Regions from separate parts of the Homo sapiens genome. Here region 1 is linked to region 2. Evidence: chromatin loops called from intact Hi-C (ENCODE). Cell type or tissue: mammary epithelial cell. All regions are shown on one strand. Links, peaks and the distances in the headings refer to the core of each region. The heading gives the core; the rest is flanking DNA.

What was found. Peaks named below come from ENCODE experiments on the same cell type or tissue, not always from the same donor. Only the 100,000 strongest peaks of a DNase experiment are listed, where the experiment ranks them.
Region 1: a loop joins it to region 2, with 2.2 times the contacts of the local background. A loop is called at or near these places in 5 of 110 quality-filtered maps.

What each region holds. Positions count from the first base shown.
Region 1 is chr9:114,276,861-114,282,231 of GRCh38, forward strand. All of the region lies in intron 37 of COL27A1 (collagen type XXVII alpha 1 chain), which reads left to right. Among named protein-coding and RNA genes, the nearest start is that of ORM1, 44 kb to the right of the region's middle. RefSeq lists enhancers at 1-937, 4,429-5,241. In mammary epithelial cell, for the core only: a CTCF peak has its summit at 2,144; DNase peaks (open chromatin) are centred at 711 and 2,141; H3K27ac peaks cover 2,998 bases.
Region 2 is chr9:114,221,401-114,226,771 of GRCh38, forward strand. It overlaps COL27A1 (collagen type XXVII alpha 1 chain), which reads left to right. Exons shown (of 61, transcript NM_032888.4): 14 at 823-867. Among named protein-coding and RNA genes, the nearest start is that of MIR455, 15 kb to the left of the region's middle. RefSeq lists an enhancer at 2,700-3,252. In mammary epithelial cell, for the core only: no CTCF peak of the experiment used is centred there; DNase peaks (open chromatin) are centred at 2,671 and 3,101.

The sequences.
Region 1 (5,371 bases), core at 109-5,108, 55 kb after region 2:
CAACATGTACAGACAAGTTGCCCAATGCTTTCTCGAAGGTTCCCTCTTTGATACCGATAGCAACCCCTGAGGATTGGGAAAATCGGAGAGGTAAAGGAAACTTCCCAGGCTCACACAGTGAGAAATGACAAAGCTGGAATTTGAACTTAGGCCTGCATGACTCTACGCATACTGCCCCTGTGCTCTGGCAGAGTTGGAATCCAGGGCTTGGCTGTGGGGCTGTGAGGATGAGCTGGAGGCAGGTGGAAGCTTGATTTTTGAGTGTCGCAAATACTGGACTGATGACTCGGAACTTGACTTGGTAGTGGGGGGCAGTGGTAGTCTTGTACAGTTGAGCAGGGTTTGTGTGACCCAGGAGTGCTGGGTCGGTTCAGTTGAACTCCTTGGGACCCGTGGATTAGGTGGCCTCGTAGACAAAATGCCCAAATGCACAGGCCTGCTGGCATCTACCTTGAGCCAACCAGGTGGTGAGAACTCATGCCTCTGCTGCCATCCCAGTCTCCCTGGGGTGTCATTTTCACTCTTCATCCCTCAAGCGGAGAGACTGACGTTGTTACCTAGGCAAAGCAGCCCAGTTTGATTCAGGCCTGCTCTTGACACTGTTTTTCCCCCCTGAAGTGTTTACATGACTAACCTAGGACAGATCCAAGTTAGCCTGCAACAAACTATGGTTGTGGGAAAATATTTGTTTCCTAAAAATAGCACTGAAGTGCCAATCCCCCTAAACAGCTGCAACAGAATGAACTCACCAAACTAGAGAAGAATACGAGGGCGCTGAGTCAGCCAGGAGGCTTCCCCCAGGCTTGACTCAGTGGCGGGCTTGACTCAGCGGCGGGGAAGTAGGCCAAGGGGAATTTAGCAGGAGGGTCCCGGGCCAGGATTCTGCATTAGGAACTTGGTCTGCGACCTTTCACCCGCCCCCTGCCCTCTCTGGTTTTGCCCTTGGAGGGTTTGGAAGGAATGTGTGCTAAGATTACTTTGAGCTCCAGCGTTCTAGGGACCCTTTTTTAGTGAGTGTTGAGTATCATGGCTGTGGAATGGGCAGGAACACATGGCAGAAATAGCCTTGGAACCAGAGTCCTGAGGTTGAACTTGAGTTTCTGGCTCTAGTAACCCATTCTCTGTGTGACTTTGGGCAAATCACTGCCCCTCTCTGAGCCTTGGTTTTCTTATCTATAAAGAATAAATAAAACTTAGGGTAGGAAAGCACTTTATAAAATGCACCAGAAATATAGAAGATTGTCTTTATAAATTTAGAGGAGAAAGTGACTAGAGGCTGGTGGTGGCTGGTGGTGATGGTGAGTGGATGGTGTGGGTGGGGGCAGCAGCAATGGTAGTGGTGGTAATGACGATAATAATGATGGTGATGGTGGTAGTACTGATGATGGTGTTGGTGGTGGTGATGATGATGAAGATGATGGGGGTGTTGATGGTGGTAGTGGTGGTAGTGGTGACTGTGATGAGGTGGTGATGGTGGTGCTGGTGCTGGTGGCGATGGTGATAGTGGAGTGGAGGTGAGGGTGATGATGGTGCTGGTGGCGATGGTGGTGGTGATAGTGATAGTGGTAATGATAATGATGATGATGGGGCACTGATGATGGTGGTGGTGATGGTGGTGGTGATAATGGTGGTGGTGGTACTAATGATAGTGGTAGTGGTGGTGATGATGGGTGGTAGTGATGGTAGTAGTGATGGCAGGGGAGTGATGATGGTGGTCATGGCAGTGGTGGGGGTGGGAGTGGTGATGATGATGATATGGTGGTATGGCGTAGGTAGTGGTGATGATGATGGTGATGATGATGATAGTAGTGGTGTGGTGGTGGTAGCTGTGTTAATGTCAATATTTTGCCATCACTCCCATTTCTCATATGCCGGGATTGGAAGGAGAGTCACTTGGGCCAGACGAAGTGTGTGCCAAGTGATAAGGCAGTGAGGGGCCTTACTTGAGTCTCTTTGGCATCAGGATAAATACCTCCCACTCTGTGGCCTGGAAACAGTTGAGTATTTAAAAACAGAATTTTATGAGCCATCGGGGCCTTTCCAGAAATGCATCTATATGGATGGGGCCCAGCAGAAATATTCATTCCGGACCCACAGCCTCACCCACTGTATGTATGCTCTCGGCTGGAGAGGGCACGTCCCAGCAAGTGGCACCCTGTCCCAGGGGAGACGCAGCCTCCCGTCTCCCTGCCCCTGTACCGGATGCTTCAGCACTGACTCATCTCGCCTTCTGCAAGGGATCAGTCAGCCATTGCCGCCACCTCAGTGCACTGGAAAATGCCACCAATCACTGTGACATGGCTTCCCCATTGCCTGACCAAGACCAGCCTGGAAGGAGAGGTGCCCCAGAAGTGGAGGAGCTGCTTGTCACTTCTGACCTGGCTGGGAGGCCCACAGAGGGCTTCCTCTCACTGAGCCTCAGTTCCTTTAGCTCCAAAACGGGATAAATAATCCCTTCCTCCAAACACTGGCGAGAATTGAACAAACATTTATGTGGAATGAGAACACAGCACATGGCCCGTGGTGAGGGTTGTAGGGATTGTTGGTGTTTTATTACCGGAGGAGCTGGAGACTTTGAGATTGCCTAGTGCAGTCCGATAGAAATGAAATACAAGCCATATACAAGCCACTCCTTTTAAATTTTCTAGTAGCCACCTTTAAAAACAGCAAAAAGAAACAGGTAACTTCAATTTTAAGGGCCAGTGCAGTGACTCATGCTGGTAGTCCCAGCACTTTAGGCAGCCAAGGTGGGAGGATTGTTTGAGCCTAAAAGTGCAAGACCAGCCTGGGCAACATAGTGAGAACTTGTTTCTATAACAATTAAATTAAATTAAATTAAAAAGTTAGCTGGGCGTGGTGGTGCATGCCTGTAGTCTTGGCTACTCGGGAGGCTGAGGTGGGAGGATCACTTGAGTCCCAGAGGTTGAGGCTTCAGTGAGCTGAGATTGAGCCACTGTGTTCCAGCCTGGGCAACAGAGAGAGACCTTGTCTCAAATTTAAAAAGGAATTAATTTTAATAATATAGTTTATTTAGCCCAATATATCCAAATATTATCATTTCAAAATATAATCAATATAAAAATCATTAATAAGATATTTAGCACTCTTTTTGTAGTAAGTCTTTGAAATCCAGTGTATAGTATATTTTCATAGCATACTCAATTCAGATGTGAATTTTCATTGGAAATACCTGATCCGTGTTTAGATTTTCATTGTATATAAAATTTCATTGGAAATACTTGATCTGTATTTAGATTTCATAAAATTTACAGTTGACAATGTAGGTTCATATACCCAAGTTACTCCAAACAAGTTTTGTAGCAACCTAATTGGGTGTGTCAACTTTTAATTTTTTTTTTTTTTTCTTTTGAGACACAGTCTCACTCTGTCGCCCAGGCTGGAGTGCGGTGGTGCTCACTGCAATCTCCACCTCCCAGGTTCAAGAAATTCTCATGCCTCGGCACTCCCAGGTAGCTGGATTACAGGCGTGCACTACCATACCTGGCTAATTTTTGTATTTTTAGTAGAGACAGCATTTTGCCATGTTGGCCAGGCTGGTCTTGAGCTCCTGGCCTCAAGTGATCCACCCACCTCAGCCTCCCAAAGTGCTGGGATTACAGGCATGAGCCACCGTGTCCAGCCTTAAATTTAATTTTAAATTAATTAAAGTTAAATAATATTAAGAATTCAGTTCCTCAGTCATAGTAGCCAGATTTCAAGTGTTCGGTAGCTGTATGTGGCTGGAGGCCACGGGGCTAGTCCCATACTAGAGGTGGGGAAACTAAGGTTCAGAGAAAGAGCAGGATTTGTCCAGGGGTACATGTAGACTCAGGCACTGGGTTGCAGGCAGTCTGTGCTGAGGTCCTTCCCGGGCCACTGTTCCTGCCTTTCTGAGGACCGCAGGGTGGTCTGACTGGTGCATCTCTTTGGGATAGCGTCATCTTTTCTGGCATCATAGTTGATGCCGCATTAGTCTTTAGAGCAGACATTTCTCCCTTGTGCTGAATCAAAGCCAGCCGCCCCATAATTTTCATGCGCTGGCCACCCTAGAGAACATGGCTGGCCCTGCCTCCAGAACAGCTGCAGAAATCTGCAGACAGGAACCAAGTCCTCTGGGTTGGTCCAGATGTTTCCTTGTTCCTCTAGGACCTCCTCTTCCTGTCCCTCTTCTATCACAATTAGTCAGTGCCTCTTCTTAAAGTACAATACCTATTCCCAAATGGGACATCACCTCCTTCATTCTACATCTGGTGCCTCTGTTAATGCAACCAGAGGGATTACATCAAAGCAGCTCCTTAGTGCTTACCAAGAGCATAGACATTCTTTCTAGATCCTTTGAGGCTTGCAGTCAAGAAGTCCTTTCCAGGCCAGAAACGCTGCCTGCCCCACTCCCTCCATCCTGACCTAGTATGGCCCAGGATTGATTCTCTCTCTTCTCTTTCTCTCTGTGTCTGTCTCTTACTGTCACATTCACACTTGCACACACTCACTCACCCTTGCTGTGCAGTTTCTCTGACAACTGTGGACACAAAGCTGGATTTGCCCTCCCAGGGCAGGGCAGGGCAGATCAGGCCGGAGGATCTCTTTGGGAAGCCCTGTGGGGCAGGGGCAGAGTGGCCTGTCAGAGGGAATGGCCTGGGGACTCCAAGGAAAGTGGGAGAAGGCAGCTGACCTTTCCAGCACAATTCCCTACTGTGAGGAGGCTCCTCCAGCCCAGTCCCTGAGAGAGGAGGGGCCCGTTCAAGGGACATGCCCACAGGAATTGCTCGCAAGTGACGCACAACATCTCAGAGATAGGGAAGAACCTATAAATCCTCTCCTGCCACCTCATGTCATCAGTGGGGACCATGAGCCAGGGGTGGTAAGAGCCCTGGGCATGGAGCCAGAACAGCTGGGATTGATTCAGGGCCTGCAAGGCGCAGCTGGGACCCTGGGCAAAAGTCACTGTATCTTTGGGAACTTGGCTGCCTCAACTGGAAGCGGGTCTCATTGGGGCCTAATGTTCAAGGTCGTTGGGAGGGTGGAACAGCACTTGGCGCTGGAGAGAGCTCAGTGCAGAGAGTTGCTCCCTGTAGGACACCCCTGGATGCCTAACAGTAACCATGACAACAGCAAAGCCAGCAATTGCAGAAGCCGCACCCGCCATCCACCCCTGCACCCAGGCCTCACTGTCAGCACGTTCTTACATCGCCAGGTCGAATCCCTAAGTTCTGTGACACTGTCCCCACTTCACAGCAGAGGATGCTGAGCCTGGGAAATTAGGTCAGGCTCAAGGTCATGTGGGTACTGGGTGGCAGAATCAGTTTCGAACCTGGCCATCTGCCTCCAGAGCCGACAGTCTGACCGCCTTGCGGATCCGCCTCAGTTTCCT
Region 2 (5,371 bases), core at 318-5,317:
GGGATGTCTTTATGCTGCTGGCATAGAGGAACAGAAAAGACCTGATGTCCATTTCTTCCTCTCATTTGAAGTGAAGGCTGTTGCTTACTTCTCATTGCTAATTACAATGTCTAGAGCCCTGGAGTTTTATTCTCACTTTTCCATTTTGAACTTGACTCAAACCCTTCCACCTGTCATTTCTCATGTGGGCCATGGAAGATCCATGTTTAAGACGAGAAAACTGAGGTATAGGGGGATAAATCACACACACAGCCTCGTCTCCTGACTCCCAGGCTAGAACTCTTTCCAGTCTCTGGGGGCCCCTGGAAGAAGGAAATGTGAGGGTGTGGGGTGCTGGGGAGGATTCTCCAAGGGCCACAGCACCTCCCGGCTGAGAAAGGGAAGGAGGCTGGCTTAGAGGCTCTCAGCTTGGAGCCCTCATGGCTTTGTCATTTCCTTGCACCTGGCCTTGGGTGAATCACTTAACCTCTGGAGCTTCAGTTTTCCTGTCTGTAAAATGAGCGTGAAATGTCAAGCACCATGCACGTCTGTATGACCTTGATCGCGATTCCGCTCCTTCCTTTATGCTTCCAATGGGAAGATACTGGATTTGGAAGTCCGACCTCCCCATTTGACAGATGTGGAAAGCTGATGGCAGAGAGGGGATGGCTGTGGTCCAAACTCCAGGCCAGGCTCAGGAAAGTCGCTGGAGCCTGTGGTCAGGAATAAGGAGTGTTCAGCTCTGAAAGACCCCACCAGGTGCCTGTGTGGAGGATGACATGGAGGGAGGGGCCCTGGAGGGAGATGGGACAAGTAACCACCTTGGTCTCTCTCTATCTGCAGGGAGAACTGGGCCTGCCAGGCCCCCCTGGAGTCCCCGGCCTCATTGTAAGTACATTGATGCCTGGGGCAGCAGGTGGGTGTTGAGGAGACTCAGGGTGGAGCCAGCGTGTGGGGAGCCAGGAGCAGGCCCTGCAGGGGAGGTTGAAAAGACCCTTCTCTCATCAAACCCCCAGAGGGGCTGGGGGGCCAGGAGAGACCAACCTGGGTGAGGAAGGTGGGTAGGGGAAGGTGGGTAGGGGAGGGCGGGCGGCTGAGGGAGGAGAGCCCTGCTGTGTGGCCTCAGGTGGATCACCTTCTCTGAGCCTGTTTCCTTATTAGTTAAATGAGATGAGCACTTGGAACACAAGATTGCCAAAGCCCTTTCACACCTGCTGCGTGCATGGCCGTTGCTCTGCAAGGAGGTGTGGGCAAGTGGTGATGGCATACTTATTTCACAAGCGAGGTGTTCCAGGTCCAGAGGGAGAAGGTAGCTGGCAGGGTGGTCTTTTGCACTCTTTTCCTCCAAGCAGACTTTGGAGCCAGACCACCTAGGTTCAAGTCACAGACCCACCACATCCTGGCTGTGTGACCTGGGCCAAGCCACTTACCTTCTCTGGGCCTAGTTTCCTCATCTGTGAAATAGAGGTGATAGCAGAATCATCCTGGAGTGGCCATGAGGATTAAAGGAGGCATCATATGTGTAGTCCTTGGCACAGGATCTGGCACCCAGTAAGTGCTAGTGGAAAATATTGTTATAATAATTCTTGTTATTACCTCCTGAAATGCCCAGGACTGAGAGAGGCCTATACACGAGGAGGTGGGAGGCGATCTGACCTGACTCCATCCAGGTGGTGTAGGCCTCGAGGAGTGGTTCTAGCCAAAGCCAGGGCCCCTGCTGCGCTTTCAGTGGAATGAGTGTTAACCTTGGGCCCAGCCGCAGGGGCCAGTGAGAGGTCAGAGCCTGGGAAATGACACTCCAAGTGTCCCCATAATCTGATGCCCCCTCCGCCCTGTCCATTGGGTCATTCCTCATGGGGTTTGAGTTTGGGGGCCCGTGGAGGGACACAAGTAAACTATCTGCTAGCTTGACAAATGAGCTTCCAGCTTTACCACTCCAGCAACTGTACTGAGAAATTCTGCTCAGAGGGAGGCTGGAGGAGGTCCCTGAGGGAGGCAGGGAACCCCATCGCTCAGGGAAGGCCAGTCCTGGGAAGAAGGCCCAGATGTCCCCGTGGCCATCTGTGCCTGCTCAGGTGAGTGGGAGCAGAACCTGGGTGGGGTGGGCAGGAGGTGAGAGCTCTCTGTGTCTGAATCCTGACTTTGCTACCTCCTGACTGAACTTCACCTTGGCCTCACTTCCCTGAGCCTCAGGGATCCCCTCTGTGAAATGGGATCATTGTATCCACTCTTATTAGAACCACAGAAACACACAGTCCATTCCAGTCCAGTGGCTAAGAGAACAGTTTCTGGAACCAGACCACCTAGGTTCAAATCCTAGCTCTACCACTCATGTAATCACAATCCTGAGCAAAATTTTTAACCACCCTATGCCTCGGTTTCTTCATCTGTAAAATGGGAACAATAGTGGTACCTAACTTGGAGGATTGTTGTGAGTGAGGATGTAGATAAATTAATATGTGAAGTGCCTAGTATGTAGTAAGCACTCAAGAAGTACTAGTTATGATAATAATAGCTATTGTTGGTGTTATTATATTACACACACGTGATATTTTACACCTGGTAGCAGCTATCCGGGTTACTGAATTGACAAAAATTTCACAGTCACATTGGAACTTGGTGGGAGAGAGTGCTGCAATTGATAAGTGATGTCTGCCTTGGCTGGGGTTGAGGAAGTGTCAACACATGAGTCATAAATTTGTCATCCCTGATGTCCATTCAGTAGGACTTTGCTGAGCACCTTCTTTGGCACAAGGCATTGACCTAAATGCTTTGGAAAAAGAAATATCTGCCATGGGAATTCGAGAACTCTCTAGAAGTCTTCTAATCTGACCCTCTCTAAGCCCAACAGGAATCCCTTCTGGAGCATCTTGGTCATATGGTGATTAAACTCCAAATTGAACACCTCCAGTGCAAAAAGTCCCTCCCTCTGTGGGAGCCTAGTCCATTCTACAGAGCTCTCTTTGTTTGGAGTTTTCCTGTGGATGGAGCCCGAGTCGTCCTCACTGTCCCTGAGTGAGGCTGTTTGAGGTGTAAAATGGTCTTTGTCTGTGCTTCCCAGGGCTCCTTCTTCAGGCTAAACAATTCCCATCCCAAAGCCTTTCTGAAGGGATGTTTACATATCCTGTCTGTCATCCTTGGCACATGTTCCTATTTGTCATCATCCCAGCGTTCACTAGGTTGGGTCCTGAGAGGAGCAAGAATATTGCTTAGTGGAATAAACACAGATTGTGGGGTTTTGGACTATAGCATCATAGCCCTCCTGGTTCTTTTTTTTTTTTTTTTTTTTTTGAGACAGGGTCTCACTGTGTCTTCCAGGCTGGAGTTCAGTGGTGCAGTCTTGGCTCACTGCAGCCTCTGCCTCTTGGGCTCAAGTGATCCTCCCACCTCAGCCTCCCAAGTAGCTGGGACAACAGGTGTGTACCATGATGCCCAGCTAATTTTAGTATTTTCTTTTTGTAGAGACAGGATTTCGCCACATTGCCCAGGCTGGTCTCCAACTCCTGGGCTCAAGCGATCTGCCCACCTCGACCTCCCAAAGTGCTGGTACCTCCTGGTTCTTTAAAAGGTCATTCTTACCTGTGCTCTCCGCTGCACTCCACTGTTAAGGTTGCCAGATAAAATATGACACCTAGTTAAATTTGAATGTCAGATGCAATATTTAGAACACATTTATACTAAAATGTCACTCATTGTTTATCTGATATTCAAATTTAACTGGGCATCCTGTCTTTTTAATTGTCCAGTCTGGCAACGCTATTTGCAGTGTCTCTTAGGAGAAACCCTTTCGGCAAATGGGAAAACTGAGGCCCTTGGTCAAGGTCACATACCTGGCAGGTGAGGATGGGGGCCATGAATCTCAAGTCCTAGTCCAGGGCACTCCTCTTTTTGCTTCTGAGCAGCCTGCACTGGGGGCAGAGCCCTGGGACTTTCTGCATTTCATGGTACCCCCTTTTCCCAGAGCTGATTTGTTCTGCCTTGTGGTTCCTTCATGCTGTGTCTTTTTTTGGCCACTTTCAGCCTCCTTCCTCAGTTTTTAGATTCTTTTCACTGCCAAGATGAAGTGTCCTCTCTCCTGTAACTGGGGGATCACAGGGCTGGGCCTGAGCCCATCAAATCACCTCTGCTCCCTGAGCAAATGCCTCCTTCCACCCTGGATTTTTGGGAACAGCAGCTTCTGTGCCTGGGGAAAAAAACTGTCTCCCCAAAGAGCTGGAAAGGAAAGGAATTTTCTAACCAGAAGTTAAAGAGGAAGAGGGATTGTGAGTCACCTACGGTTTTCCAGAGGATGTGGGTTTTTAGCTGAGCAAATGGGAATTCCATGTATTGATAATCATTTTAGTGGAAATTCAAATTTATTCAATGCCTCTGTCTAGTCAGTTGAAGCAATTTGCATGCAGACTGAAGCCAAACCTTCCTTCCGTCCCCCGGGTCCCTGCAGCCGGGAGGAAGGGCGTGAGAGGACAAACTAACATTTATTGAGCGTCTGTCTGCTATGTGTGCAACACATGCACTGGGCTGGGGAGGCCTTGCGAAGCCGAGGTCACCAGTTAGAGAGTGGAAGTGTCGGGCTTGTCACCTGGGTCCATATGCCTCAATTCCAGTGAGCCACCGGTGGCTCCCTGCAGCCTCAGAGGTGAGAGGGCCTCCACACAGCCCTCTTTGAGTAACTGAAACCCTTTGGCAGGCCCTCAAGAAAACTGTGCCTGATTCCAGAATCTGCTCAACAAAGACGATTTCTGTCCTTTTTATTCAGAGTGACACAGAGGAAATTTTGGCTCCTCCACAATTTAATGAGACCCAAAGAACATGTGATCTGGCCACAAACCCAGCATGTGAGGGGCAATGGATTTGTCCACCTTATTCTGCCACTAAATGATCACCTGCCTTTGTTTCCTTGTCTGTAAAGCAAAGTTAGATACCCCACCACCTGGCATGCACCAAACCCTCTTGTGCCCAACGCTGTGCCAAGTTTTTAGTTGTCACAACAGCCCTCTGAGGGTAGGAAGTGGGGCCACCAATTTACACTTAAGGAAACTGAGCCTCAGAGAGGGTGAAGCACCTGCCCAAGGTCACACAGCCAATCAGCTGGACCTGGCCTGTCACAGCTCACACTCTCCACTGTTGTACTATATCCCCAGCTCCTCAAGACTTCTGTGCTGAACAGAGATAGCGTGTATGTGACAGCATGGACTGGGCAGTGCCAGGGCTGTTCTGGTGTGACAGATGGTGCTTAGTAAGACCACACAGCAGCCAGAACTGACCACAGCTCCAGGTCCCTGTCCCGAACCCGCCTGGCATTGTTGGCCTTCAAAGGCAGTCCTCAGAGGGATTATAAGTGAGCGTGTTTAGCTTTCTTTTTCACCATCATTAAGCCACTTTTACCAAGCAC